Linked DNA regions of Homo sapiens: region 1 is linked to region 2. Evidence: chromatin loops called from intact Hi-C (ENCODE). Cell type or tissue: dorsolateral prefrontal cortex. All regions are shown on one strand. Each heading gives the region's core, and the rest is flanking DNA. Links, peaks and the distances in the headings are about the cores only. Region 1 holds the start of BTBD3 (BTB domain containing 3). Region 2 has its middle 79 kb from the start of BTBD3-AS1.

Evidence for each region. Peaks named below come from ENCODE experiments on the same cell type or tissue, not always from the same donor. Only the 100,000 strongest peaks of a DNase experiment are listed, where the experiment ranks them.
Region 1: it touches region 2 in a loop (2.6-fold over the local background); 6 of 110 quality-filtered maps call a loop at or near these places.

What each region holds. Positions count from the first base shown.
Region 1 is chr20:11,908,244-11,922,746 of GRCh38, forward strand. BTBD3 (BTB domain containing 3) reads left to right here and starts at 9,650. Exons shown (of 4, transcript NM_014962.4): 1 at 9,650-10,358; 2 at 10,843-10,933; 3 at 11,475-11,593; 4 at 14,391-14,503. The coding sequence starts at 10,033. It overlaps BTBD3-AS1 (BTBD3 antisense RNA 1), which reads right to left and starts at 10,358. Exons shown (of 3, transcript NR_186407.1): 1 at 10,071-10,358; 2 at 5,071-5,433; 3 at 1,161-2,264. In dorsolateral prefrontal cortex, for the core only: a CTCF peak has its summit at 9,559; DNase peaks (open chromatin) are centred at 9,628 and 11,007; H3K4me3 peaks cover 6,083 bases; H3K27ac peaks cover 7,380 bases.
Region 2 is chr20:11,989,796-12,005,126 of GRCh38, forward strand. No RefSeq gene overlaps it. Among named protein-coding and RNA genes, the nearest start is that of BTBD3-AS1, 79 kb to the left of the region's middle. In dorsolateral prefrontal cortex, for the core only: no CTCF peak of the experiment used is centred there; a DNase peak (open chromatin) is centred at 6,576; H3K27ac peaks cover 5,663 bases.

The sequences.
Region 1 (14,503 bases), core at 6,304-14,303, 78 kb before region 2:
GTTCCAGTCATCATCACCTTGGATCTTGTATGAGTTCATATCTCTGTTAACTATGGTGGAGTGGTTGCTTCTCTGTGGTTTTTTTTTTTTTTTTTTAAATAAGGTACTGACAGTTGAGTTGCCACTCTTTGAAGATGTATTTTGACTTTAATGTTTTTAATCTGTTTATTATGGTTAAAGTTCCTATGTATTATAAATGCTGTCCTCCCTATTGTTATGTGATGCAGAGACTGGAGAAACTCAAATTTAAGAACATGTTTTCATGAATAGTCCCCACTTTAAGTGAGACTTATTTTAGCATTATTTCATGAGCAATTAGATTATTTTACTCTAAATCTCTGGGCAGTTCAAGTACTGACCTACTTATATAGTAGCTCTTAATTAAAAAAATAATTATTTTTATTTTAGAGAATATTAGAGAATTGAATTTTTTTTGAAATACTCTATTTTCTTAGTTCTAATACATGTGATAAAGCTAGGTATGGAACCTCAATTTTTATTCTGATTATAATAGCATGAGAGGTTGAAGCAACAAAGAAGTGCTTTATCAGTGTCGAATTATTATTTCCTGCAGCAAATGGTGGTAGTTTGTGAATGTTACTTGGTGTTATTATATTTAAGGTTATACCAACATTTAAAGTATACTGTGCCTTTCTATTGTGTACTTCACAACAGTTGATGGGGATTGTATACTTTTAAGCTAATTAAAAGTAGCATAAAACGGCCAGGCGCGGTGGCTCATGCCTGTAATTCCAGTACTTTGGGAGGCCTAGGCGGGTGGATCACATGAGGTCAGGAGTTCGGGTGGATCACATGAGGTCGGGAGTTTGAGACCAGCCTGACCAACATGGTGAAACCCCGTCTCTACTAAAAATACAAACTTAGCCCGGTGTGGTGGCGCATTCCTGTAATCTCAGGTATTTGGGAAGTTGAGGCAGGAGAATTGCCTGAACCCTGGAGGCGGAGGTTGCAGTGAGCTGAGATTGTGCCATTGTGCTCCAGCCTGGGCAACAAGGGCGAAACCCCCTGTCAAAAAAAAAAAAAAAAGTAGCATAAAATGTATCTTTTAATTTGGTTCTAGAAGAGCTTTTACTGTGAGTTTTTGCCAGAAACTGGTTTCTGTAATAATGCTCTGTTACAGCCTTCTAATTCTACTTGAATTTTTTGTTAGGGAATATTATTGTTATTTATTTTAGAAATGTAGGTGCCTTTTTTCATTTTTATTTGGTGGTATCTACTCGAGAGAAGGTATGTTAGAAATTGAGTGTTAAGCTACTTTGTAACTTCATGTATGTTTAAGTTTTCCCACAGCAAGATTTCTCAGATTTCACTCAGCATAGCAGACCTCTTAATGTTAGATCTTGTATTGTTTGCCCAAAATAACTATATTTCATTCTGGTCGCATACATTGTAAAACAAAGGATAGCATTTCATTAAATAGTAATTAATTGAGACCTTCTGGATATGTGTATAGTGTTTGTCAAAATGTGAAATTGTAACTGGTCTTTTCTATGTGGTTTTGCAAAACAAAACAAAACAAAACAAAACAACAAAATAAAAAGCTTTTTCTGGCCTTGCCTTTCCCAACCTGTCCTGTTCATTTTACAGTGAGCACAATTTAAAATCTAAGATAATTGATATAATTCAGGTGTTTGGTGTTGATGGCGGGGAGGCAGTAAATTGAAGGACAGGAGAGCAGTGTTTATTTCTAAGCACTGAGTGACTAAAGGTATAGAACTTAGTTGTGGATGTTGGGGAAATTTGGCTGTGATACTTGGAACCTCACTAATAATCAGGACTGATGTAGAATATCTGGTGATTTGGGAGTTGTCTGGATTCTTTCTTCCCGTCCCATGTGTTCTTGGAAAAGGTGTTTTTCCCAAATAGAACAAGATACTCTTTGGTTAATATGTGAGAGAAGCTTTTGGACTTTGATGATCTGATGGAGGAGATGTTCTTGGTGACTATCTTTCGAATATCAGAAAAAAAAACAAAAAAAACTAATACTAGCCAAAGTAAAACATATCTTTGGAAACACTTTCCTTTTTCTTTGACCGAAACATATTATTTTCTTCTTCTGTTATTTAAAGCCAACAAATGACCTGGAGAAAGCCACAGCAATGGTTGGGTGAGGTTGTTCCATTCCAGCATTCCCAGTAGGATTGATTGAAGTCCTTTGTTGGAACAGCCCCATTCAGGCCTTTTTGAAAGGGACCTCCTGAGCCTTGATTTTACTTTTCTTTGGATAGACTATTTTCAAGTACCTAGTAGAAAGTCATATATATATATTGGGATCATTGTATTATGATAATGTTTCTCTCTCTTAAGCTAACATTTTAATATGGATTCTATTTGTTTGAAAGTAAGCAATATCTTCTAATGAGTCATTTAGCTCCATATTTAACCTATGTATAAAGTAGTTGTAAGTTAATAAATCTTGAATTGATTGATAAAATATCTTTAGCAAATATTACCCAGAGAGTTACAGGCTTATACTGATCAGTTTTATGTACATTTTATGTACAATTGTGTGGCATGAGAAAATACTAGAAATGCATTATATTAATGCTGGAACTCTTACCAGTCCTGGCAATGCAAATTCTCATTTTGAGATTTCCATCTAGATATTCTACCATATCAATGGTTGTCATAGTAGCAGTCTCAATTGAGAATTGTGATTATATACTTTATCAAATAACTACTTGATGAAAGCTCAATTATTCTAATGTAGTTCAGCCAGAATTCTGAGCCATCATCTTGCCTGGTTAAGGAAATAATTAAGCAACCTAAAAAAAAGATTTCTTTCTTTCTGTTGAATTGTACAAATTTTACCGTATTTCACTGACTGTAGGGTGCCATCAGGTGTAAGACATGCCATTACTTTATGTACTGCTAAGAAAGGAAAAAAAAAAGCCTAATAGTTACACTCATGAGATGGCATCAATTAAAAGACACAAACCAGTTTCAGAGATGTTAAAGTGGCGAGGGTGGGGGAGGCACAAGGAATCTACAGTCCATAAAATATGGCACTTACATATGTACACAGAGTTTTAGTTGGGTATTGGTCATAATCATATTAAAATGTAAAGAAAATTATATTAAGTAAATAACTATTTCTGGCAAATATTATACAGATTTTTTAAATCCTAGAAACCTATAATTGGAAAAGATAGGCGATCATGTAGTCAATACACCTGAGGAAATGTACCATGAGATCATCTAGAGCAGAGTTGTCTAACCTTTTGGCTTCCCTGGGCCATGTTGGAAGAATTGTCTTGAGCCACACATAAAGTATGCTAACACTAAGGATAGCCCATGAGCTAAAAAAATTGCAGAAAAAAAAAATCTCATAATGTTTTAAGAAAGGTGGCGAATTTGTTTGAGGCTGCATTCAAAGCCATCCTAGGCCTCTTGCAGGGCCGCAGGTTGGACAAACTTGATCTAGAGTATGTAAAACTTAGCAATTGGTTGCCTTTTTTTATTGAAGTATCTTCAACTTTACAAAAGAAATTATAATATTCCTTTAAATAGCCATCTTCAGAGTATCTCCTGGTAAACTTTATATACCCCTTTTCAAGATCACTTAATGTATGGAAGAGAATAATTTGGGATTTAGATGAGTAGTTTAGTATTCCAAACAAGGTGCACACTGAGACACAGTGTGTATGTAAGAGCTATAATCGTCAAATGTCATGGTAAGTGCCATATGGAATTTTAAAAAGAATCATCGTTCCCTGCCTTCTAAGAATTACCACATTCTACCTTTGGGCATTCCTCCCCACCCCCCGCTCACCCCAAATCTAAAGTACAATTCAAGGTTAACTGGAGCTCTGTGTGGTGAAAAGGTGGCTTAATGAAACTGACCATGAACCTTATACTGTGGACAGCACTGAGGTATGCCTTGGCCAAATACTTGGCCTTAGTTATCAACCTTGGTGCTGGAATTCAAACTGGGTCATTGTCGAGAGAGGCCAAATTGAGTTGCTAGTGAGATATGGCTGGGTGGCTAGATGGGCTCCTTGCAGGAGGCTGTCTCAGGAAGTGGGCACAGCAGTGAATCAGCCAACAGGTGGCCTCATGGAGGTTTGAAGTCCACAATGGGCACCCAGCCTGAAGTGTGGGTTCAAGTGCAGGTTTGGAAATAACACTGTGGGATTTGGACATTGGGTGTGGACCGGATCACAGTGCACAGCACAAATCTTGCTTATTATTGAACCTTCCCTGCAAAATCAGATTCACAGCAAAATGGGACCTGCTTGGCCCATAGGTGGGGCTAGAGGAAGCCTGCAGATAGGATGAAATGTCAGTAGCTGTGCAGTCTGAAAAGAGTACAAGGATGAGGAGCTAGATTAATCTTTGAGATTTTGTGTTTTAGATGATTGCATCACAAACGTTTCCTGCTTTGGGCACAATTGCTGCTAATGGTGAGAACTTACCTTTGTAGACTGTTTTTAACTAAAGTGCTTTCACAAAACATATAATCTTGCCTTCACAATAAACCTGAGGGAGAAGCTGGGTCTAATTACCCCATTTGGCAGATGTGGAAAATGAGGCTCACAAATACTGACCTTAAGGTCACTTGTTGTTAGCTCTTGCTTTTTTAGCTATGCTATGCTTCCAGCGCTTGACTCCATATTTATTTCCAAATTTAGAAAGCATATATAGTCTGTTTTCCAGCAGCTTCTGCTGACTTTGGGGACTGCCAACATTTTGTTGCTTATCTTTTTACCTCCCAAATCAAAAGCATAATTTTTGCTCAGTATTGAAGGGACAAATAAGCAAAAACAAAACACTATTCCCTCATAACTTACCAGATTAAACTACTCTCCTCTGTTAGGTTATGTTAATCATTTTTGGAAGTGATAGGTATTTCTTCAGTCTACCTTACCTTGTTTAAACCTCTGTTAACCTCACTGCTGTTGCTTTTTAGCGGCCTTGTAGTAAACCATGTACAAGTCCAGACAAGGAGTCCAGAGTTAGAGCAAGTTAAACAAGAGTTGCCAGCATTATTAGTTGTTGACATAGAAGTTGGTGTTAACCGTGAATAGCTGGTTTCTAACTTTATTTTACCTGGAGAGCCTCTTCTGTTTTTGAGCAGCGTCCTCACTGCAGTTCCTTCCTTCCATCTCATTCCACAAGTATCCTTTCAGCATTCTTGCCTGTAGTGTGCCCCTACAGGGGTGCAGACTACATATGTTCATGGTTTTCATCTTTGTAAACTTTAAAAGAAAGCTCTTCTTTTAAAGTAGATTAGAAATATGACAATTGAGCATTCTGTAAGTGTGTGAGGTAATTACTGTGAGTGAATATTAGAGTGAATGAAGCAAACAACATGACAAGCCAGGAGATCCGCCTCGTAGTCCAGGTGTTGCCCCACTTCTTTACTGTGGAATTTTCACAAACCCCTTATACTTCTGACACCAGTTGCCATACCTGTGAAAAAAGAGTTGCATTAAATGATTTCTGGAGTCCCGTTCAGTTTCAAACCTCATTCAGGTCTGCAAAGTGAATATGTCAGATTGTATTAAATAAAGGTAGGATTGCTGACAAACCTTCCAGTGGTGAAAAGGATGATCTAAGTGAGCTTAAATTCTGTGGATAATTTTGTTATTATTGGGAATTGAATGGAAATAGGTTAACAGTGATTCAGCTTTCTGGCAATTATAAAATCAACTGAAACACACTATTATTAGCTAACTTTTTAAGTTTGGTTTCTAGTCTTGCTCACCGCCGTATGCCCAACACCTAATACACTGCATAGTCAGTATGTTTTATTTTGGGAATACTTTCATACAAACTTGATGGACTTCTTGGCCTATTTACCTCATTAGGGCAGACAGCTCTAAAATTCAGGAAGTGTAGAAACAAGTGATAAAATGCCTATTGGAAAGAAATTTTAGGAGTAAAATGTAGCAGTAGACATCAGGCTGCTATCCTTTTTTACCCTTCAACCCAGTGGGTGATGTTTCTGGGTTACAGACTCAACAGATGGAGTTTTAACTATTTATGTTTAATCAAGGAGGAAAAGAAGCCATAATTTGTATTTAATGTAGTAGACTATAGAAATGAAAGAATAAAGTGATACCAAAATTTTGTATATTCAAATCAATCTTATAGTTTTATAACATTTTAACCCTAACATTTTATTGTATTTTGGGTTGCAATTACTCATGGCAGATGAAAGCCATGGCTTCTCTTTCTAGAAAAATAAATGCACACATACTGCCAATTTCACCGACAGCTTGAGGAGTTTCATGAACTTGCCATCATCTGGTGGTCCCTAGTCTGAATTCTTGATAGAAAATAACCTAGTATGTTCATGTATACATATGTAACTAACCTGCACATTGTGCACATGTACACTAAAACTTAAAGTATAATAATAATAAAATAAAAAAAAAAGAAAAGAACCTAGTGTGTTAAACCTTAAATGCCCTTAGAAATAACCTAGACCAGTGTTTCTTAAACTGTGGTCATGAGATCAGTTGAATGGATTATGACCAACATTGAAAAGAAAAGAAGAAAGAAGAAAATAGAAAATATCAGAGTGTATATCATAACATGCTAAGAGTAGGTTTTGTTTTTTGAGCCATGTCTTTCCATTTGTATGCCTGTATGTGTGTTTATGTTTAGTACTAAGTCAGAATATAAAATGCATTTCTTACTGTGGATTGAGTGTAAAGTTTGAAAAACATTCATTCTGGGTGAATCTCTTTCATCTTATAGCTGAGGAAAACTGAGGCCCTTAAAGGCTAAATGATTTGTTCAAATACTCGCCTTTCTCTATTTTAAGTGGCCCAGCCAGGACTGAACTAGATTGGTTGCTAATTTTACCATGCTACATTGCTAATTTGTTGAAATACAATTGTGAAGTAGACCATTTAAAAGTACTAAGTGATTATCTGCTTCATAGTTGACATTTTTTAATTCCTTATTTTTCCTGCCGAAATCATCACTGTCATTATCTTTTAAAATAATTGGGGCTGGCGCTTCCTTTCCAGAGAATATCTTGGTCCCTCTCAGTTGGCTGTCTGCACACCTCAATCCTAGAATTTGACATTTGGGGCCTAATCAGAAGAATTTCAGAACAAGATGTGAGGGGTTGTTAAGTTTTTAATGTCCAAACTAAATTAAATTATTTTGAGTTATTTTCAATTCACTTAATAGTTGAATGCAACATATGGCACCAGATGTTGGTACTGGATCATTGGGAAGACATCTAGTAGTCAGTAGTTATCTATGTGAAGTTTTTTTCAACCTTGAATACTGTATGAAATGCAGATTCTGATCCAGAGTCTGGCTGAGATTCTGGGTGACTAATAGGCTCCCTGTAGATGCTGCTGCTGATCCTTCAACTACATTTTCAGTAGCAAGAACCTGCATTACTTGCCTTATTACCGTGGTAAGAAAAAGTAGCCGTCAGATAATTTTTCTGTCTTGATTTTAAACAGCCATGCTCATCAGTCCTTACATACATTGGAGTAATAATGCCCTTCTTTGTAGCACTCTTGTAGATGATTCAGATTTAGCGCTACTTCATTTAACTAGTATTGTCAGAATTTTCTACAAAACTTATTTTTCTAAATAACTGATATCTGTAATTTTAGAAAACATGTTCTACAATATTGCATACTTCTCTTTCTCAAACTGTTACATCCACTTTACTTTTTTTCTTTAACTTAGTGGTGTAAGAGCCATGTGTTTTGGAGACTTCTTGGTGATGGGTATTGAGCCATATGCAAAATGAGTAAAGATCACAAACCCTTCTAAGTTCTTGTATCTGTGTTTTATGTTTTTTCTATTTTGTCTCCATCCAGCTACCAATTAATAGTATGTCTGCCTAAAAGCAGCTGGTTTCCCTTTCCATTCTAATTGATTACTTCTGACCTGAAAAGCCAGATACTAGATTTGTTAGAAATATTTATGAGATTAATCCCAGTCAGAAAGGCCTACCTGGCATGGGAGCTTTCCTGCAAGGAAGTGGTCAAGGAAGTTCAGTGGCACTTGAGCAAGAGAGAAATCCTTTAGTGTTAACCCTATTCTGAATAATTAGGTCAATAGGAGCTTACTTGTTTCTTCATGACTTTCTCTATGTGCTTTTTAAACTGGTTTCTAGATCCCTCTCTAACATTGTGTGTTAAAGTGTGTATGAAGATGATTTGGAGGTATCTGTATGTGTGTGTTCTGCTGTTGAGAACATGATAATCATAATAAATAAGCAGTGCTTCAGGATCCATCTAAAATGGAGACAGGTAACTGTGCTACAGGCCCTGGTTCTCTTACAGAGGCTTTGCAAATGGTTTTAAGAATAATAATAACAACAATAAAGAGGATATTTCTTGGTTCAATTTAGTGTTCTAGGGATTTAAAGACTGATTTCTGGTAACCGCCTTTAGCAGATTATTAATTATAACAATAACAATCGTAACTCTTATTTGCTGAGCCCTCACTGTGTCAGGTAGTCATTATTCAGACAAATGTTAAAACAAGGAGGGCTGTGGTCATGAAGGGTGCATTTGCCTGAGGGGTAGCAAATGGCTGCTGTGCTTTGAACAAATGAGCGTGATCCAAATAGATAGGGGTGAGATTAAATATTTTAATTAGTCCCTCTTTACAATAAATAAGCATATGCAGAACCTATTGCCGGTGTTTTTGTTTTTTTTACTCACCAACGCTAGAAATGGTTGGAGGATTCACACCTACAAAAATCAAATGGTAGCTTATATTCTTCTAATTCAAAGCAGAGAGAACCTGTTTGCATTTTAACTAGGTGGAATCCGAACATTTATCATTTTGAATAGCCTTGTTATTTGTTCTGTCTTAGAAGTTGTGGATTATATTCTTTAAAATTAAGACAAGACTAAATGTAGCCTTAACAGTTAAGTTGAATTTTGAGATCCTGAACATGGCCCCATCTGAAATATTTTTAGTGAATTACAGCCTTTGAACATTGATCATCAGATTTGTTTTTATTTGAATCTTATTTTTACTTCTAGAGTTTATCTTATGCTTTAGTGTACTTAGGTGTACGGGTATAATCTTAATCTAATTAACAGTATTTTGTGACCTGAGACACCTGTCAAAGACCATTATAGAAGCTAGAAAACATTGGGAGGTAAACTGAACACATGGCCTCAGTTCTCTTCTTTAGCACTAGACTATGACTTGCACTCAAAAGAGGCTAAGAAAAAGAAAAATAACGTCCTTTGCCTTTAAAGTGTAATAAATGTGTTTTGCTATTAATAGCCCTTTTCAGTTTATAGACTGGAGGATTTTGTTTTAAGTATTTGAAACTAAATGCTGCTGGGAAAAAGATTTTAGTAGAAATATAGATATCTGTCCCTACCCTTTGTTAATTGATCCTGCTTAACTGGGGACATAATGTATGTCTACTGAAGAGAAATCTGTGGGCATAAACTCCTCCCTTCCTGTTGTCAAATATATTTCATATGTTATTATCTTGTTTAAATATACAGTAGACAAGAAAATGCAACTGCTGTTCCTTTAATATCAGAACTATGCATGTTACAATAGGTGTCACTGTTTTGCTTGGTCCAATCATGATTGGTGACTTCAGCTATTGGCTCGGAGCACTGGCTGTCTGACTCCATCTGCAGGGCTGTAATACCTACTCTCCTCCGATCCATTCACCACACAACTTCAGCCGGCTGAACAGACTCACGCAGCTCCAGCCCATCTTGCTGACCTAATTCAGAAAAGAAGTGCTACAGCTCTGTGCCTGTCATCTTTGCAGTGTAGCATTTTCAGGTGATCTAGGAAACAGTTATTTTTATGAGCAAATAAGAGAAACAGGAATCATGATGGGGATATATTTAACAGACCCAGTACTGGATAAAACTTAAAGCCAGTTTCTATTCAACATAGTGAAAAGGTCACCTTGCCTGGCTGAGAAAAGCAGCAAAATATCAGCTTTGTTGGTTTCAGTTAACCTCTTAGCCCGGGCTAATCTCTTTTCCTTGATGTTCAAACCAATTTGGGATATCTAACTCTAAAGAGAGACACACTGTACTCATGGTAGATGACAAGGAAAAGAACATGAAATGTCTCACCTTCTTCTTGATGCTTCCAGAGACGGTAAAGAACAGGTCCAAGAAAAGCTCAAAGAAAGCAAATACCAGCAGCAGCAGTAGCAACAGCAGCAAGTTGCCACCAGTTTGTTATGAAATAATTACCTTGAAGACTAAAAAGAAGAAGATGGCTGCTGATATATTCCCCCGTAAAAAGCCAGCCAACTCCAGCAGCACCAGCGTCCAGCAGTACCACCAGCAGAATCTCAGTAACAACAACCTTATCCCGGCCCCAAACTGGCAGGGTCTTTATCCCACCATTAGAGAGAGGTAAGTGCCGCGCTAGTCTATTTACTTTAAAAGTTTTCCTGTGTTGAAGTTTCTGCTTTTGCAAAACCTGTAATGTATTTGAACACAAATCTGTTTCCTCTTTTCCCAGAAGCTTTTTATTGGTAATGGAAAATTGCCTTGTATCTTTTCCAAAACAGTACAGCTGTTTTCCTCTTAGATAAAAATGTTTTTGCAAGCTGTAACATTCAAGTGACAGGGTTGTCTATGGGCCATAGAAAATGGGAACCTTTTATTTGTCCTTAGCTTTATTAAAAGTTTGTATAACTTTTATTTTAAACTTTAGTTACTTCCCTTATGTTTGCAATGATTATGAACAGTTTAGTTAGAACCTTTATTTGTTGTTTTGCCTTGAAGTTACTGGACTGTTGCTTAGCTTGCAAGTCTTTTGTGGGTTTTGTATGTTGGGGAAGGGGATGTTAAAAATGCAGGCTGCTGTGAATTAATGAGTTGCCTCTGTTTATAGAAATGCGATGATGTTCAATAATGATTTGATGGCAGATGTACATTTTGTGGTTGGGCCACCAGGTGGGACTCAACGGTTGCCAGGACACAAAGTAAGCAACAGCTGCATGACCGGTTTAGTCCTGACGTTTACAAAGAGGGACCCTTTCCATAAGCCTGTAACTTGGTGTGGGCAGCTTGCCGATGTCAGGCAGTGCATGTTTCACTCGATTAGGGAGAGAGCGCACCCTCTCCAGAGGGCTTTGGCCACGCTTAATTTTTTCTTTGTTTCCTTCTATACTGCTTTATATCTCACACATCCCCTCTTAACTCTCCAGACATGGGAAGTTGTTGTGACAGGTCAGGAAAGTCGTATGTTTACCCTTCTCCTAGAAATTAGTTATGTAAGCTATTATTGTATGTATTTAGTAATGAGGGGACATGTGCATTAATCTCTTAAAGCTTTGAAATAATTAGCAGCATGGTCTTATGCTTCCATGGCAAGCTACCCTGTGTACCTTGGCTTTTTCAAAGCAGTAGATTTTAGGTACGCTATGTTTACTAAACCTGATTGCCTAGTGTTGTTTTTCTGCATTGATTTGCTGGAAATGCCTTCAATTTAGTGTATGAAATAAGATTTCCCTTTCTACACAGTATGTTTTAGCTGTTGGGAGCTCTGTGTTCCATGCGATGTTTTACGGAGAACTTGCAGAGGACAAAGATGAAATCCGTATACCAGATGTCGAACCTGCTGCTTTTCTCGCTATGCTGAAGTAAGCATCATTCGTGTGTTTGGAAAGAGTTTGTTTATGCTGTATTTGTACCCTGCTGGTTTCACAGTTAAATTTAAGTTCTGCATAACAGAAAAGAAGACTGATGAAGAAAGAGGGTGCTGCTTACCTTGTAAATGTTTTCGGAAAAGAACACTTTAGCTTTCCGTGGAAAGCATATGGAATTATGCAGCATTTATAATCGCACCTTGACGTAGAATTTGGGAGCAAGTGGCATGTATAGTGATGATTTTTAACAACTTAAAATTAAAGACAAATAACTTTCTGGTATTAGCATTATTTAATAGAAGATGTTCTCTCTGAAAGCATTGTGTGTGAAAAAGTCTTTAAACAAATGTTTTTGCTTCACAATTTCAGAAGTTAAGTACCTTATTTAAGTAACACCAGTTGGGAGATTTCTGAGTATTCTAAGAGTTATTGTCTCCTAAGAGCAAATGAAAAACTTACCATCTGTTGAAATAATCTGATCTTTGTGTACACATACATATACATACTCATATAAAATCAGACACTCTCAAGGGTAAAAAGTACTTGCATTTGACATTACAGGGGAAATCTTAGAAAGATATGGATAGTCTCGTACAGTTTCATGTGGATTTATACAGAAGAACTTTCATTGGTAATACAGAAGTATGAAACTTAAAGATACGTTATATATTTATAAAAAAGATAGTTTTCTGTCTGGTGGGTCTTCTGCAGGCACCAGTATGTGTTAAACAGGTTATAGAATCAGCTTCTTTATCATGTACGGTACTAGACAGTGTGGTAGTTCACCAAGTGATCATAATCTAATTATTATTCTAAGTAGTATTTATATGATTTTTCCTAATCTTTATTCTAGCACAGCAAAGTGTATTACTTTAAGGTTATCTGTTGCTCTAGGGATTTCAGTTCATTGGAATAAGTAAAATGTTTGTTGAAAAAAGTATTCAGTGGGTCAACAAGTTGGACAGTACTCCTACATATAGTTAAAATGTTGCCATACATTGTTTACTGTCTTCTGAAAAATAAGTACTGTAGTTAGTTCTAGAACTTAAAAGTATTTAATTCATTATTCATCTTACAGTTTTGAAATATAATTGTCACTGACAAGACCTTCACAGTAGGGGATAGGGAAATTAAAGGCAAGTGAGCATGTGAAGTACCAAAATGTAAACTAATCTGCTACTTTTAACCTTTGTAATCTTTTGGAGATATATGTACAGAAACCAGTTTTACCTGCAAGTATCCCCACTGCATGAAGTCAGCTTTGTATTTTTTATAGTGTTTTCTGTTGCTGAGGAGATTGCTAGCACTAGTTCAGCATTTTGTCTTCACTGCAGTCAAGTAGGATGTTGTATCATTCCTGATATATACATAATTAGGAAACATGAACAAGAATGGCAGAGAATTACATCTCACCTAAGTCATTTGATGAATCATTTGACAAGTATCTTTTCCCACAGATGCATTGCCTATAGCAGATATTGATAAAGCTTTATAAAATTATACATGCAGTCCACAAAATGTGGTAAGATCAGAAATGAGTCAGGTGCCATTTGCTCTAGTGCTGTAGTTGTGAAAGCGGTGGCCTGCTTCATCGAGTATGAGTAGCCAGTATTCCTGGGGTTGTCAGAAAAAGAGGACAGCTGCTCCCTTGACAGTTCCAGGGTAAGAGCTCGAAAGTGCTGACCATGCTCTAGGATCCTCCCCAGGGTCCTGGCTCACAGTCAGAGCATCACTGAGCCGCAGGTGTACTATCAAGTGGCCTTGCCATCAGTAGGTGACTTCGCCTATCAGAGAAGAGAAAGGTTCCTGTGAGCAAAAAGGCAGGTTTCATTTGTGCTCGTGGACATTTTTCTCATTGCCATTCTTGTGTTTTACTTTCTTATAGAAGCTGTTGCTAATTTCTTAAGTTTTATGTGTTTCACTAAGGTGAAATACAATAACTAAAGGAAAACTCAAGATAAAGTAGCTGTAGACCTTAGGTAGAAGAGAAGCAGATGATGACTACCTTTACGTGCCTCTTTGGGAGACTGCCACTGTCTCCCAAAAAGTGTATCCTGTGAAGTGTTTTATATCCTGAAATAAGGACAGTTCACAGAAGCACAGGAATAATACATATTTAAGCTTTCCTACTTTGTCTTTTAATTAAATATATCTGGAAATAATGTAATCTTGAATTCTGAAGGTAGAAGGAATGTGTGGAGAAGGAAGAGTTTTGAGTTTAAAAAACAAAAACAAATAAAAAGTCTGTTGGATTCTATGTAAAGTTAACTGGACGATAGCATTGCAGTCCATACTTTTGATAATCCATTGAACTTGGAACTATTTGGAAAATATTAATCTCAGGTTTTATTTTGTGCTTAGGAAAACTCCAAAAGCATGAAGATGCAATAATTGCTCTTAAAACATAACGAGACTATTCTTGGTTAAATATAATGTAGTATATATAATAGAATTTTGCTATTTTTTTGTAATGTTGACTATTCAATATGCAGTTGTTTTTCAGTTTCAATAGCTTCTGTTTTGTTGAGATGACACTGAATGCAGCTTATAAAATAGAGGCTAGAATGGTAGCACAAAGTTAATATCTTTAATTATACAAACTTTACTACTGGGTTAAAATATTAATAATTTATTAATATGTTTCGAATGTTCCTTTACTCTGCAAATATGTTTGTATTAACTGTCACATAAGATGATGTTCTCAGAACAAACTTGAAAGTGGTTGTATCTTTTCTTGCTGGATGTACTCATTTTGTGAAAATTCCACTTACATGTTATGTGCTTTTTACAGATATATCTATTGTGATGAAATTGACTTGGCTGCTGACACAGTGCTGGCCACACTTTATGCTGCCAAAAAGTACATTGTCCCTCACCTTGCCAGAGCCTGTGTTAATTTCCTGG
Region 2 (15,331 bases), core at 2,800-10,799:
GACACTGTCAACTGGGAGATCTTTTTCCAAACAAACACTGCTCTCATTTTTGACATCTGGATTTTGACATCAAGAGCTGCCCACATTCTGAGCTTAGAACTCATCTTTGAAAAGTTGGCTACTTTTTCTGACACAAGCCAAGAAAAGGTATTTATTTTAAAGGTAAGAATGAGTAACAAAAACAAAAAACAAAAAATAAAACCACCCACACATGGATTGGTTATTTTTGCAAAGTAAAAATTGTGAGTTTTTTTTACACACCCATATTCAAGCGAAGATAGGAAAAAATATGAGCCGATACTAATTTATAAACCTTTTCTTTTGCATATAAGTGTTGCCACTACAGTCCCATACATAAGCATCTTAGATAAAGCAATAAAGGCTGAAATGGTGAGGCTACATATCACTTATTTTTATTTCTAGAAGATAACTTAAACTACAATGGGGGAAAAAAGCACATTGTTCCAAGGCATTGGTTCCAAACTTTTAACAATGATAAGAAATACCAAAGCATAGAAACCTCAGTCCATTTTTTTGGCCACTGCATTTGGTAAATGCTTAGTAACACAAGAGAATAATGAGGAGAATGACACAGCTGAGAAAGCTGAATTCACCAAATGTCAGAGCTGAGAAAAGCTGAATTCACTGAGGCCTCAAATGGAGTCCCAGGACGGGCAGCAGCATCATCACTGGGGAGCCAACCTTGGCTCTAGCCAGACTTGTGATAACAGAGTCTGCATTTTATCAAGATCCCCAGGGATGAGTATGTACATTAGCATTTAAGAAGCACTGATGTATAATTGGTTATGTTATTAATTAGAGGCCACATCTAGGTTTAATATAATAGAAACATTGATGTTACCAAACTCCTATTTGTAGATCGCTATAGCAACAGCCATCTTTGGATCTCACTGTTTATATCTGTCAAATGGGGACTCATAACTCTCATGCATATTTGTCAAAGGAGTGGAGGAGATCAAGGAATGGCTATCATAAAATGCTCTAAGACAAATGAAGAGGGGTGTAAATATTAGGGCTTGTTATTTTATTAGGGAAGTGCTTAGATCTTAATGCCTCAGCTAGCACAAGTTCTAAACACTGAGGAAACTACGCACTCAAGAAATGCTGTTCTATTCTCATGTTATTGTGAATGTCCAACAATTAACCCTGGATAATTGGTGTTTTAGTATACTGTAGCACTGACCAAGTATCCACTTATATTGCAAAACGTACAACCTACAACCTGCTCCATTCTGTCAGTGATGACTCACCCATCACTTCGAAGAAGGGTCTTAACACCTTGCACTTGATTTCCTCTAAGGCTTTGTTGCTGAAAATGTGGTTCTCTGATGAGCAGTGTCAGCCTGGGGGCAGGCTGGAAATGCAAAACCTGCAGACCTACCTTCTATCTGCTGAACCAGAACCTGCCTTTGACATGATCCTCTAGTGATTTCTGTGCAAATGAATGTTTGAGAAACCTTGACCTAAGGAAGTGCTTCCCAACCCTGGCTGCACATTAGAATCACCCTGGGGACTTTTAAAAATATCAATACCAAACTCCCCGTTTCTCCCCACCACCAATTAAATTAGAATTTTGGGAGTTGCCTCAGGCATCTATAGACTTTTAAGGCTCCTAAATGATACTCTGATATACTATTTGGTGGTGTGAAGTGAGACCTGGAGAAGGGCCAGGAAGAGTCAAATGACAAGAGTCTTACTACTACTGACATTTGAAATGAGTTGGAGTATGAGGGGAGTAAGTAAAAAGAATGATGGAAGAGAGAGAAAGTTATGCCAAGTGGAATCTCAATTGTGGAAATGGCTGAGTGACTTACGGAAAAGCTAGACCCAACATTGAATGTTAATTTACGTGTAGCTCTGTAATATAAAAACATCTGTCTTGCCAGAACTATAGTAAAGACTGTAGGTGGATGGTTTGCTTCCTATGAAATAAGAGATAAGGGCGGAGACCATTGCTTGAGTTTATGTAGAAAATGGACAATGAGTTGGATAGTAATATAGGTTGCCAGATAAAATATAGGACACCTTATTCAATTTGAATTTCAGATAAGCAGTGAACACCCTTTTAGTGTTAAGTATGTGTTACACAATATTTGAAATATCTGATATTTAAATTTAACTAGATGTCCTTGCATTTTGATCTGCTGAATGTGGTGACCTTATGATAAACCCTAAGCTGGTTTATGAGAATCAGAAGCTGAGGGCTGCAGGCCATCATAAGAATGTTAGTTTTGAGTTGGTAGAAATCTTGGCAAAGACATCCCACTTCAATTGAGCTGAGGCATCTTGTTTGCATTTGGTTTGAATCGGAACAGCTTTTTCATTATTCTCCATTTTTCAATTTTCTTGGGTCTCCCACTTTCCCCTCCCCCATTTGCCTTGGCCTTCCCTTGATTTTTTAAAGTGAACTTTTGCTTGACCTTGTGTTTGCTGTTTTTCAGCATGTTCCAGTCCTAGCAAAAGAAAAGTTCTTAGTCTTAAATTTAAATTCGTTGGTATTTCAGAAAAGGCTCTTATTTATTTACCATTTTCTAGTATACCACAGCATTAGAGATATGGTCATAAATTTACATTTCTAAAGTGCTCTCAGCCTTCTGAATTTTGTGATAGACAATTTCCCGGGGCACAAAATGGAGTTAACCCAGGATGTGGTGAGAAAAACATGGGAGTGGAGATGAAAAACAAGAGCAAAATGAAAACAAGAATTTCATCTGAAATCAGCTCCTATCAACAATGCTGTCTCTCCCTATGCCTGAGACAAAGGGCCTTTATCAGATGGCACGGTGAATAGGCAGGGCCTTCTCTCAAAACTGCCAAGTCTGTTTATGTATCTATTATTTCCTTTGAAAATTGCCTGAAGTGGAGCCTTGTGAAGAATTTCTCAAGCATTGCCTCAAACCATTGCCAAGGTTGGGTTGTAATGGAAGTGCAGAAAGAACAAAGGACAGGCACCAGAATGTTCTTTTATTGCTTGCATGACAAAGAGGAAAGAAAAAGAGAGGAATGGGATAGACCAGTGGTTCTCCAAGTGTGGTAGCTGAACCAGGTTCATCCACGACACTAGGGAACTTAATAGGACTGTAGAATCTGAGGTCCCACCCCAGACCTACTAAATCAGCAACTCTGAGGACCAGGGTCCGTCCAGCTTGTGGTTTAACAAGCCAGCCAGGTGATTCCAATATCAGCTAAACTCTGCGATCCACAGGTACAGACATTTTACCTCTTTAATCTTAATTTAAAAAACCTCATCTTCTCTGCCCGAGCCCAACGCTTCTGCCCGGGACATGGAGGACCTAGACGTGCAGGACTGGGCTGTCAGCACCAGGTAGGAGAAGGGTTTTGTTTTGTTTTGTTTTTTTGCCTAGAAGTATTTTTCTTTAGTTTGATGACAAAAGGGGACCAGGATAGTAAGGACAGAAGGAATAGCACAGACAGAAATGAACCTTACTCTTTCTGTCAGCTTCACAAAGTAAACAGAGTCATATAGAAGGAAAAGTTACCATTAGGTAGTTTAATGGACTAGTCTATCTCTAGGACAACAATGGCTTTAAACAGAATTTTCTGTTTTTATTTATTACACATTTCTACAATAATAATGGCTACAATTTATTGAGAACTAACGTCTGACATGCACTGCACTAAACATGATTCAAAATTATGTCATTTGATGGACACACTACTCAATAGGTACCAGGGATCTACCCCTACAGTAGGGGGTAGAAGGGGTATGAAGGCGGTAAGGCCCTTGCCTAAGAGTTTATAGCCACAGAAGCAGGCTCTGAACCAGCTGCTGCTCTTAAGAAGCCAACTCTTGTTTTTTTTTTTTTTTAGGCGGGGTCTTGCTCTGTTGCACAGGCTGGAGTGCAGTAGCATGATCTTGGCTCACTGCAACTCTACCTCTGGGTTCACACCATTCTGCTTCAGCTTCCCGAGTAGCTGGGACTACAGGTGTCTGCCACCAAGCCCGGCTAATTTTTTTTTTTTTTGTATTTTTTAGTAGAGACGGGGTTTCAACGTGTTAGCCAGGATGGTCTCGATCTCTTGACCTCGTGATCCACCTGCCTCAGCCTCCCAAAGTGCTGGGATTACAGGCATAAGCCACCGCACCCGGCCAAGGAGCCAACTCTTAACCCATGCTTCTGGGTCTCGGTTGCATATTGAGCTTGCCCAGGGAGCATTAAGAAATATCATTACTTGAATCCTAGCTGCAGAGAGCCTGGTATATTAGGCCTGGATGCAGCCAACGCTTGTGGTTTTTATAAGCTTCCCTAGCATTCCAGTGCAGAGCCAGAGCTGAGGGCCACTGTCTTACTAAGCCTGTCAGTTTCCTCTTGGTGCCTTTAGCTAAGTGGATCTCAACCTTGGATGCAAATTAGAATCACCTGTTTCCTCTTTGAACCATACCAGTGTTCAGGCCCATTTCCTGAGATTCAGATTTAATTGACCACAGGTGGCCCAAGCATTGCATTGTTCTGATGTGAAGCCAGGGCGGGCGTCACTGGTCTGACGCTAACTGCTGGAGCTGAGGGGATAGAAAGTATGTTGGGTTTGTGATATGGCCCTGACTCTGATGTTACCCCTGCTGATAAAGTCCTCAGCAGGAATGAGACAGGGTGGTTTCAGAACAGCAGGTGTGAGCTGTTTAGTTCAGGATTATTGGTAATTGAAGTAAGTGTTGTGTGTGAGAGTGTGGACACCCGTACATGTGTTGTGAGGACAAATACAAATTAAAAATAAGAGGCTTAGTTCCTCCTGCCGAAAATAAGGGAAGGGATTTCCTTTCTCTCTCTCTTTGTCAGGATACTTATCTTGGAAAACTTGTAAATGTAAGTACATTATTTATTACTTGACAAAGTATATTTTAGAAATGATCTGAGCCACTTTTTGAATGTCTTTCTCCAGGTCCTGGGAGCCATCTCTTTGGAATGCTAACACCAAGGGAGATAGGACCCTATCTCTTTTTCAGTTTATTTTTAGTTATTAATTTTATTTTTTTTTTAAATTTTATTTCTATGGAAGGGTAAGAGGTTAACTTCAGTGGGCATTTCACACCAAGTTGTAAAACCACCTCTTTTCGAAAAGACAGGTATTTGCATGATTTTTTTTCCTCTGGATAAAGTCAATTAGCTAACATAGCTTGTCACCCCAATTACCAAGTAAAGTTAGGATCAGCTATTTGTGGCAAATGGTGCTGTCCAATCCTCTTGCTTGAGCACTAGTTATTGTTTATCTCCAGCACACGTATGTAGTGGGTTGAATATGTTTGGCTGCGTGGAAGGGTGACTGTGAGTTCTTCCTGTCTTTGCAATCTCTTACTAGGTTGCCAGTGATGCTCAGCACATTCTGGTTTTTCTGATGCCCCTGAATCTAGGAACACTTGGCTAAAAACTGCAAATTATTTTCTCAATTTCATCCTGTTAATAATCCATGAGAAAGCTAATGAACATATAATCTTATCCAACAATAAGAGTGCTTCTTTACTAGCTTTGTGGAGATGATTTGTGGGTTGGAAGAAGACTTCGTTGTTGTTTTTTATTGTTTCCTCAACAGTGTCGGTGTGCATGTATGTACGTGCATGCGTGAGTATGTATGTGTTAAGGATAAGGGACTGAGCTTAAGATTTCTGCCCTTCCCCCTCCACTTCACCTCTCTGCCCTGTTTCTGCAACTTTTATCACTTTTCCATTTTAGTTTTCCATGCAATGTTTGAGAGACTTTGCCCTGGTTCCAAAAAAAAGAAAAGGTTTGAGCTGGTTGCAGTGGCTCTCACCTGTAGTCCCAGCTCCTCATTAGGCTAAGGTGGGAGAATTACTTGAGCCCAGGAGTTTGAGACCAGCCTGGGAAACATAAAGAGCCCTTGTCTCTAAAAGTTAAAAATTAAAAAAAGGTTTGAATATCAGTTAACTTAGTGTTTCTGGGGTCTTCCCTTCTTTTCTAGTTCTTACGTGCCAGAAATCTGTGGCTCATGCTAGAACCCAAACCTTCTTGGGTTTCCCTGATGGGTCAGAATATCACTACATGCAAACAGGGGCTGGGAAAAAGTGTCGTATCATCCCCCCAGAGGAGAGGTGCTCCTGGAAATCCTCCTGGTGATGATGGCAGAGCTGTAGGACAGAGGACAAATACAAAGTAGAGACGAGGTGGAGAGGCAGCGGGGCAGTGGGGAAAGTGGAAAATTGGAGCGTGATCTACTCTTTGGAAATAGTTCTGTGCCCTCTGGAGCCTGTGACACATGGTTCCAGCCTGATTTATAACAGCTTTTCCAACAGTCCCAGGGTAAATAGACTAGAACGATATTTGAGCTTATGAGAACAGATGTGGCTGCATTTGCCTTTTAATAAAGACAAGAGTCTGGCCAGGCCCAGTGGCCTCCAGAACTGTTTCTGCTGGCCCAGGAGAGGTACAAGAACATTATTAGGATTGGTGGGAGCTCTATTTCCTCTTTTCTTTTCACATTCACCATTGCTACCATAATTTTAGTGACTCATTTAGGATCTGTGGTGGAGAGAGTGAATGCCAGACCTCCCAGATTCTCTCTCCACCCCTCCACCCACCACCCCAACAAAAAGCCACATTGTACTCACTGAACCCTGGTACTGTGAATGGGGCCTTTATTCTAGCCCCGTTTCAGAGTGTGCTGCAAGTTTCCTTAAGTGCAATCATCTTGACCTCAACTTATAAAACCATAAAACAAGAGCGCTAGAAGGAATTTCTGAAATGGCCTGATTCAACTTTATTCTTTTTCTTTCTCTTTTGTTTGTAACAGAAAAGAACATAGGACCAGAAAAGTCAAGGGACTTGTCCAAGATAAAACAATTGGTTGCCCACTGAGCTGATCTGCTGCCCATGAATCTAGAAACACTTGGCTGAAAACTCTGTAGTTTATTTTTTCAGTTTCATCCTGTTAATATTCCCATGGGAAAGCTAATGGATATATACTCCCAATAAATGATAAATAATGTTCTCCTGTTTACGCGTCAGGGGAAATTAGAGCAGGAACTCACAACTTGGCTCCAGTCCCTGATCTCATGGGTGAGGTTTGCTGTAGAATCTGTATGTTCAATGGATGGATTTCCAGCTTGAAGGACTTTTGCCTTTTATCACTGTTGAAACAAATGAAGAGATGGGTATGGCAATAAGGTCGGAATCCTTGCTGGTTAGAAGTATTTGAGTCTTAGAGTTGCAGGTTTACATTTGCCTCGGACCCTAGGCTAAAATATAGGACTCTTTACCGTCAAGTAGCTTCTCTTTCCAGGTAGAAAGCTTGTTTATTTTAATGTCTTCCCTGTCTTTGGGCATGAGTTTTCAGTACCTGAAAGTCTTTTTCCTTAGCACTTGGTGCTTGGCTTACTTTTTGGCCTCAGTAGATTATGTCCTCCTCTGAGAAGACTTCCCTGCCCTGTTGCCAGTGTTGGTGGGTGTCTCTATTTCTTCCTGGACACATCTCATTACAGCTCTTGCTGTGATGCCGTGTTATTGTTAGCTACACAGTGAAAAGGGAAGTTGAATATTTCATTCTTAAATACATTATTCTAAGTGAAAGAGATCAGACTAAAAAGGCTAAATACTGTATGATTCCATTTATATGAAATTCTGGAAAAGGAAGAACTACAGGAGTAGAAAACAGATCAGTGGTTGCTTGGGAGTAGGGGAGGGATTGATTACAAAGAACATGAGGGATTTTTATTGTGATTGGAACTGTTTTATACATTGTTTAGGGTGGTAGCTACCAGATTATATGTGTTTGTTAATACTCATAGAACCATATGGCAAAGGGTGAATTTTATAGAATGTAATTTACACCTTAACAAACCCATCTATACCTAAATAAATAAGAACACAAAGAAAACAGCTCAAAAAAAAAAAAAAAAAAAAAGAAAAAGAGAAAAAAACAAAGCCCCAAGCCAATCAAAATTTCCAACTCTTGTCTAATAACTGGAATGATAGAAATACAGCCTTCTTTATTTCAGGAGCCCAGTTGTTATGCTTTGATAGAAATAAAACTCCAACTAGCCTCAAAGATTGTCTGAGTTCTTTTTGAAGTTAGCATGGAGGTCCCCACAAGATAAACACTAGAGCCAGTTCTACCACTGGCCAAGAAGGGTCACCTTCACCTCTAGGTTCTGCCTCTTTCCTTCTTCCAGAATTGTGCCCAAGTACAATTTTACCTTGTGAAATGGGAATAACAAAATGGAAGCTGGGTGGGCCCAGAATCCAAGGAGTTTGGGTCTGGTAAGTGAGCCGTGATGCTGCAGTTCTCCAGGTTGTATTGTGCCTGTCTGATTTGATGGAGGGCCCTGTAGAAGCTGAGGGTGAAGCTACTAGAAGTTCCAGGCCCAGCAGAGATGTGAAGACAGGGGTGAAAACCAGGGGGATTAGGTGACATTCTAGTTCCACGGTTGGTGTGAAATGGCAGGGATCAGATGGAGGCTGTAGCTCAGTAAAGCCCCTGGAAAACCCTATGGTTTGACAAGTGCGAGGATGTGATTTTTCTACCTGCCTTGACCAGGATAGACCAAGAATTGCACTTTACTACATCCAAATGCTGACGAAACTGATGACAAAAGCTAGAAGAGACAAGCCCACCAAGTGCCTTCTGACCTCTCTCAGGGGGGACCACTTCTGGGATGCTGATTGGGGTCAGCTGACCACTTCCAGGATGCTGATTAAGGTGGCACCATTAAGAGATGGGACTGGCTTTTTAAGAAATATAATGGTAATTTAGTATTCACGGTGGACACTTCAGGAATTTATAATTATAGATGTGTAGCCTAAAGAACTGAACTTCTTTAATAAACCCAGCTCAATCAGGGAACTACCCTTTGTCCTACTTATTATTACCCCAACTTTATGACTTACATTCACCCTGATTGATTGAATGATGCTTCCAAGCTTCAGATTCACTAAAGCTGCTTTGTCCAATATGATAGCCATTATCCATATGAGGTCATGAACATTTAAATTTATAGTAATTAAAGTTAAGTACAACATATAATTTAGTCCCTAAGTTGCATTGATCACATTTTAAGTGCTCAACAGTTAGATGAAGTGGCTGTTCTTTTGGGCAGTGCGTATTGATAGGATGTTTCCATCACTGCAGAAAGATTTATTGGACAATACTGTACTACAGACTATTTCCTCAAAGATGTAAAACTTGAGTGATCTCTAATTGTCAATTGAATAAAAACATTTAGTCCTAAAACAATCAAGTTCATCTCATGTGCCCTATCACTCAGGTTAACCTTTCTCGGTTCCCAGGGTGATCCTGCCATCCTGCAGTGATGGAGATTTTGCTCTCATTGAGTCTGTCTGGATTATTTCTGGTTCATGGACAATCTGGTTTATTCCTGTCTTCATATCATCTGGACCTCTTTCCTGGTGGTAAGTGCTGAGGAGATGCTGTCATTGTGTTCTGGGTTGGATGTCTTTGGAAATCTGGGAATATTCTGACAAATTTCTTCCTTCTCGACCCTTAATGATCCAATCAACTATAGGCCAGTCTGGATGGCATGGATGAGAAGGTTGCCTGAGTCATATTCTATACTTCTAACACAATTGTCACCCTCAAGTTGACTAGTTTGCATCTTTCTTCCCTGCAGGTTGTTTTTTTTTCAGCTGTGTCTGTGCCTATATTTGCTTTGTACCTGTGGTGAAAGTTATGCTGCTTGCAATTTTCTGGTATTAGGTTGGTGCAAAAGTAATTGCAGTTTTACCATTAAAGGTAATGGCAAAAACCGCAATTACTTTTGAACCAATCTGATAGAAAACCCTCTTATCTAGTGCTGTGCTGGTAATGTTTAACAAATGTCTCTAAGAGTGGAAAAGGCCTTGTGATTGGCTGAATATCATGATATAAATACTCCCACTGTGATGGATTTCAAATTAACAACTTGACTTCTTAGAACACAGAGCTGGGAAGTTTTCTCACCATGCAGGCACAATAACTGCAAAAAACCTCAAGAGTATAATAGTAGTAAATGTCATAAAATAGATGATAACTTGTGATTATTTGTTACTTTTGTTTTTGTTATAATTTATTTTACTTCAAGTTTGTATAATTCCATTTCTAATAATGGCCATGTTTAACAGCTGGCTCACAGAATTCTGAAAAATTTAGGACTGGCTCCTGGGAGCTGGTATAAGCAGGCTCCAGATCACCACTGCCCCCCTCTTTTTACTGAGGACATATAATTGGCCTTTACAATGAGTGGTCTAATTGTAACCCCTTTGTATGTACAGCAGGATTGGGGAGTACCCTTGAAGATTCATAGATTGTAGGAATCTGTCATTTGTGACCACTGTAGGACTGTCTAATTTTAGCAGACAGATCTGCCATCGAATGTGAGTAAATGTTTGCAAAAATTTAAATAATTAAATTGGCCCAGGAACAGAAATCTCTGCCTCTTAAGAGGGCTTCGCCTGGCCTGCTTGAGCCCGTCTGAGTGAACCACATGTGTGCTGGTAGGGAATGCAGGTGGAATAGGAATGACTTCTGGCTCGTCCAGAGCTCTTTGCTCTCCTATTAATACTACCGCTTTGAGAAAGCTAAAGAGGTTTGAGTGCATGACATTTTCTGTTTTTATTTAGGAAGTTCAGTTCTGAAAGATGGACTCCTTTGTCTTATACTTTATTGCACTTAAAAAAAACTTTCCTCAGTGCTTAAAAGTTGTTTGAGTTTTTTCTCTAACAACTGGGGACTCCTGAGAGGTGAGATCAAGTGTCTGTTGCAGTGATTTTTTTTTAAGCACCTGGTATGAAGTCTGGTCTGGAGAAAGTGCTCAATAAATGTGGGCTGAATAAAGGCTGAGATGCTAGAGGCATGAACTGGTTCAGGATAGGGAGTAGACAACTTGTACCATGCTGTTGGTTTAGGTTACTGATAATTCTGGGTATGTTATGAAAACTGTTGAGTATCAAAGGAGATCCCTGAGTGCTTTTCTGCTGTTTTTCTCAGGTCCTTAGACCCCCTATGGGGCAGGAAAGGAGAGTGGCAGAATAAAGATAGTATGAGCCTGTTAGCTAAGAGCTCTGCCACAAAGCCTAGATTTCTAGTTCCTAACTGCATGATTCTGGGCAAATCATGCCTCCAAGCCTCAGTTTCCACACCTCTAACATGGTAGTAATCACTCCTACTTCACAGAATTGGCAAAATTGGATGAGATGAAGCATGCAAAATGGTTGGCACTCAAAACATGAATGTTATTGACATAATGCACTTCCATTTCTTTGGTGTTGGGTAAAATGGAAGCAGCTTCCCTCACAGTTGCATTTCTAAGAGATAACAATATATGGATACAACCTGGACCCAGCAGAACCATAGCAAGAACAGTTATTTTACCCCTCCTGTGTACCAGGTGCTATTCTAGATGCCAGGAACAAAGAGGTTAGTAAGTCATGCTTACTGCCTTTAACCAATCCAGAGATCAGTGAGTGAATGGAATACATAGTCATTTATCATGATGCAGTGTCAAACAGGAATTTTTTCACGGGAAGAGGATTTGAAAAAAAGAAATTGACTAAGAAAAACATTTTGACTGTTAACTTTGAGCAAACTTGACCAAACATCTCCCAGACCTCTCTCTCACAACCTCTTTTGAGAGCTCTTGACTTTCAAAATCGAATCCAGGTGCACCCCCCAAGATAAGTGGGCAGCCTCATGGCCTTTCTCTTACAGTCAAAGGTAAATGATGCAGCTGGATATTACAAAGCTTTCTACCTTGACTTGATGTCTATGCCTGTTAAAGCAAGCAGCCAGCGTCTGACATCTCAGGGTTGTTACAACTTTGATTATTTTTGGATGGAGGCACTGCTGTCCTTATTTCGGTGCCTCTCAATTATGCCTCGTGTCTCAACTGCTCCTGAACCTTCATTCCATAAAACAAAAGAGATTGCCTGCTGCGGTTTTCATAGGTCTTTGTGGAGTCTCTTTAGATTTGGGCATTTTGAGGTCAATGCGGTGAGTGTTTTTTTCATGCGTTTGTACTTTTCTAGTTCCCTCCCCAACACTTACCCTCACCCCTACCCAAGATAGTTTTTATAGTTTTATGAAATATGCATCATAACTTCTACAGAGAGGACAGGAGGAGTGCAAACATCCAAGAAGATACAACTTTAAGAGAAATTAATTAATTTTTCCCCACTCTCCCTTGTGTGTCCTCAGTGCTCTGAACCCTTCTGAAACAAACGAGACCCATGTGAATTGCACATGAGGTAGGCAGTTACCTCCTCAGAACAGTTTGGGCGGTGCACAGCAGATAGAATTTTCATTTATGAACAAATTTGTCCAATTCCCAGGTCTTTCATATTCGTTTTTGAGGTTTTGGTACTTAAGTGTATCTTACTAACATGAATGTACCCTAGAAATGGTGCTACCCCCCAGCAGTTCTCCTCATTTCAGTCAGGAATTGTTAAGGGCAAGAATGAGAAAGATTTCAGGACTTGGAGGTGGGGGAAAGAGGAGCTATCAAAGAATAGCAAGGGCCTTGAAAGACAAACCCCAGCTACTACTGACACCAGGCTGGACAGCTGCATATCCTCCAAGCCAGCAGTCCTATACTATGGTCAGCCTAGCACCAGCATTGACACTACCTGGAAGCTTCATAGAACTGCAGAATCTCAGGCTGCTCAAGATTTGCAGAATCAGAATCTCTGGGGGCAGCTGGGGTCCAGAAATCTGTGTTTGAATGAGCCCCCAGGTGATCCTGATGCACCCCAAAGTTTGAGAAGCACCACTATAAGTCACTGATTCAGACCCAGTTTTCTTCAACTTTTCAGCATAAGTAGCAGGTGTATGGTTTTATAAAATATAGACTTCCTCTGGCATAAGAAGATTTTAATGTGTGTACCCTATTGTTCAAGATACTTACAATGTTTCGCTGCAAACTTACAATGGGAAATGTAATTTGTCTCTTACTGTGCTGCAATAGCCCCCTTCCTTGCAGTTCTTACAAAAGAGCAGCTTCAGAGACAAATCTTGTTAATGGTAATTATGTGATGCTGCAGAACATTTTTCATCATTCTTCTTGATCCAGAAAATATTGGCTGTGATTCAAAAAGATTTGTGTAGGCTCTCAAACCCCTCATAGATTTCCTTATAGAACTGATCACCTGTTTGAGTAGGAATATAGATGTAAAGAAAAAAAATATACATATATGGTAGGCTAAAAAGAGGGCCAGCAATTGAATGTCTGAGAATTCCATTTGATTTTTTGCTGATAACAGGAGAAGTTCCCCACCCCCTTTTCTTGGGTAATATTCTATTTGTTGTGTTTTAGAACTCAGTAAAGCAAATTGCACTTTTGAAAAATCCCTCCAGTAGTAGAATTGGGCACAGGGCAATTCCAAGTGACTGGAGTGCACCTCAGAACATGGGAGAACCCTTGCTTGTCCTTGTGACTCACTGGCCATAGGACCTTGGATAAGTCAACCACTGATATGGTTTGGCTCTTTGTCCCCACCCAAAACTCATCTGGTAGCTCCCGTAATTCCCACATGTTGTGGGAGGAACCTGGAGGGAGATGACTGAATCGTGGGGGCAGATCTTTCCCATACTGTTTTTTTTTTTTTTTTTTTTTTTTTTTTTGAGACGGAGTCTCGCTCTGTCGCCCAGGCTGGAGTGCAGTGGTGCAATCTCGGCTCACTGCAAGCTACGCCTCCCGGGTTCATGCCATTCTCCTGCCTCAGCCTCCAGAGTAGCTGGGACTACAGGCGCCTGCCACCATGCCCAGCTAATTTTTTGTATTTTTAGTAGAGACGGGGTTTCACCATGTTAGCCAGGATGGTCTCGACCTCCTGACCTCGTGATCCACCTGCCTCGGCCTCCCAAAGTGCTGGGATTACAGGCATGAGCCACTGCGCCCGGCCGAGCTGATGGTTTTAAAAATGGGAGTTTCTCTGCACAAGCCTTCTCTTTGCCGTCATCCACATAAGATGTGATTTGCTCCTCCTTGCCTTCTGCCATGTTTTGTGAGGCTTCCCCAACCACGTGGAGCTGTGAGTTTTCCATTAAATCTCTTTCCTTTGTAAATTGCCCATTCTCGGGTATGTCATTATTAGCAGTGTGAAAACGGACTAATACAGTAAATTGGTACTAGGAATGGGGTACTGCTGAAAAGATAACCAAAAATGTGGAAGCGACTTTGGAGCTGGGTAACAGGCGAGGTTGGAACAATTTGGAGGGGTCAGAAGAAGACGGGAAAATGTGGGAAAGTTTGGAACTCCCTAGAGACTTGTTGAATGGCTTTGCTCAAGATGCTGATAGCAATATGGAGAATAAAGTCCACGCTGAGGTGGTCTCAGATGGAAATGAGGAATTTTTGGGAACTGGAGCAAAGATGACCCTTGTTATGTTTTAGCAAAGAGACTGGCGGCATTTTGCCTCTGCCCTCGAGATTTGTGGAACTTTGAACTTGAGAGAGATGATTTAGGGTATCTGGCAGAAGAAATTCTAAGCAGCAAAGCATTCAAGAGGTGACTTGCGTGCTGTTAAAGGCATTCAGGTTTTTAAGGGAAGCAGAGCATAAAAGATAGAAAAATGTGTAGCCTGACAATGTGATAGAAAATAAAATCCCATTTTCTGAGAAGAAATTAAAGCCAGCTGCAGAAATTTGCATAAGTAATGAGCTGAATGTTAATCCCCAAGACAATGGGGAAAATATCTCCAGGGCATGTCAGAGGTCCTCATGGCAACCCCTCTCATCACAAGTGTGGAGGTTTAGGAGGAAAAAATGGTTTTGTGGGACAAGCCCAGGGTCTCTCTGCTGTATGCAGTCTAGGGACTTGGTGCCCTGTGTCCCAGGTGCTCCAGCCATTACTAAAAGGGCCCAGGGTACAGCCAGGGCTGTTGCTTCAGAGGGTTTAAGCCCCAAGCCTTGGCAGCTTCCACATGCTGTTGAGCCTGTGGGTCCACAGAAGTCAAGAACTGAGGTTTGGGAACTTCTGCCTAGATTTCAGAAGATGTATGGAAACACCTGGATGCCCAGGCAGAAGTTTGCTGCAGGGACAGGGCTCTGATAGAGAACCTCTGCTAGAGCAATGCAGAAGGGACATGTGGGGGTCAGAGCCCCCACACAGAGTCCCTACTGGGGCACTGCCTGGTGGAGCTGTGAGAAAAGGGCCACCATCCTCCAGATCCCACAATGGTAGATCCACCAATGGCTTGTGCTGTGCACCTGGAAAAGCCACAGACACTCAATGCCAGCTTGTGAAAGCAGCCAGGAGAAGGCTGTACCCTGCAAAGCCACAGGGGTGGAGCTGCCCAAGATTACGGGAACCTACCTCTTTCATCAGTGTGACCTGGATATGAGACAAGG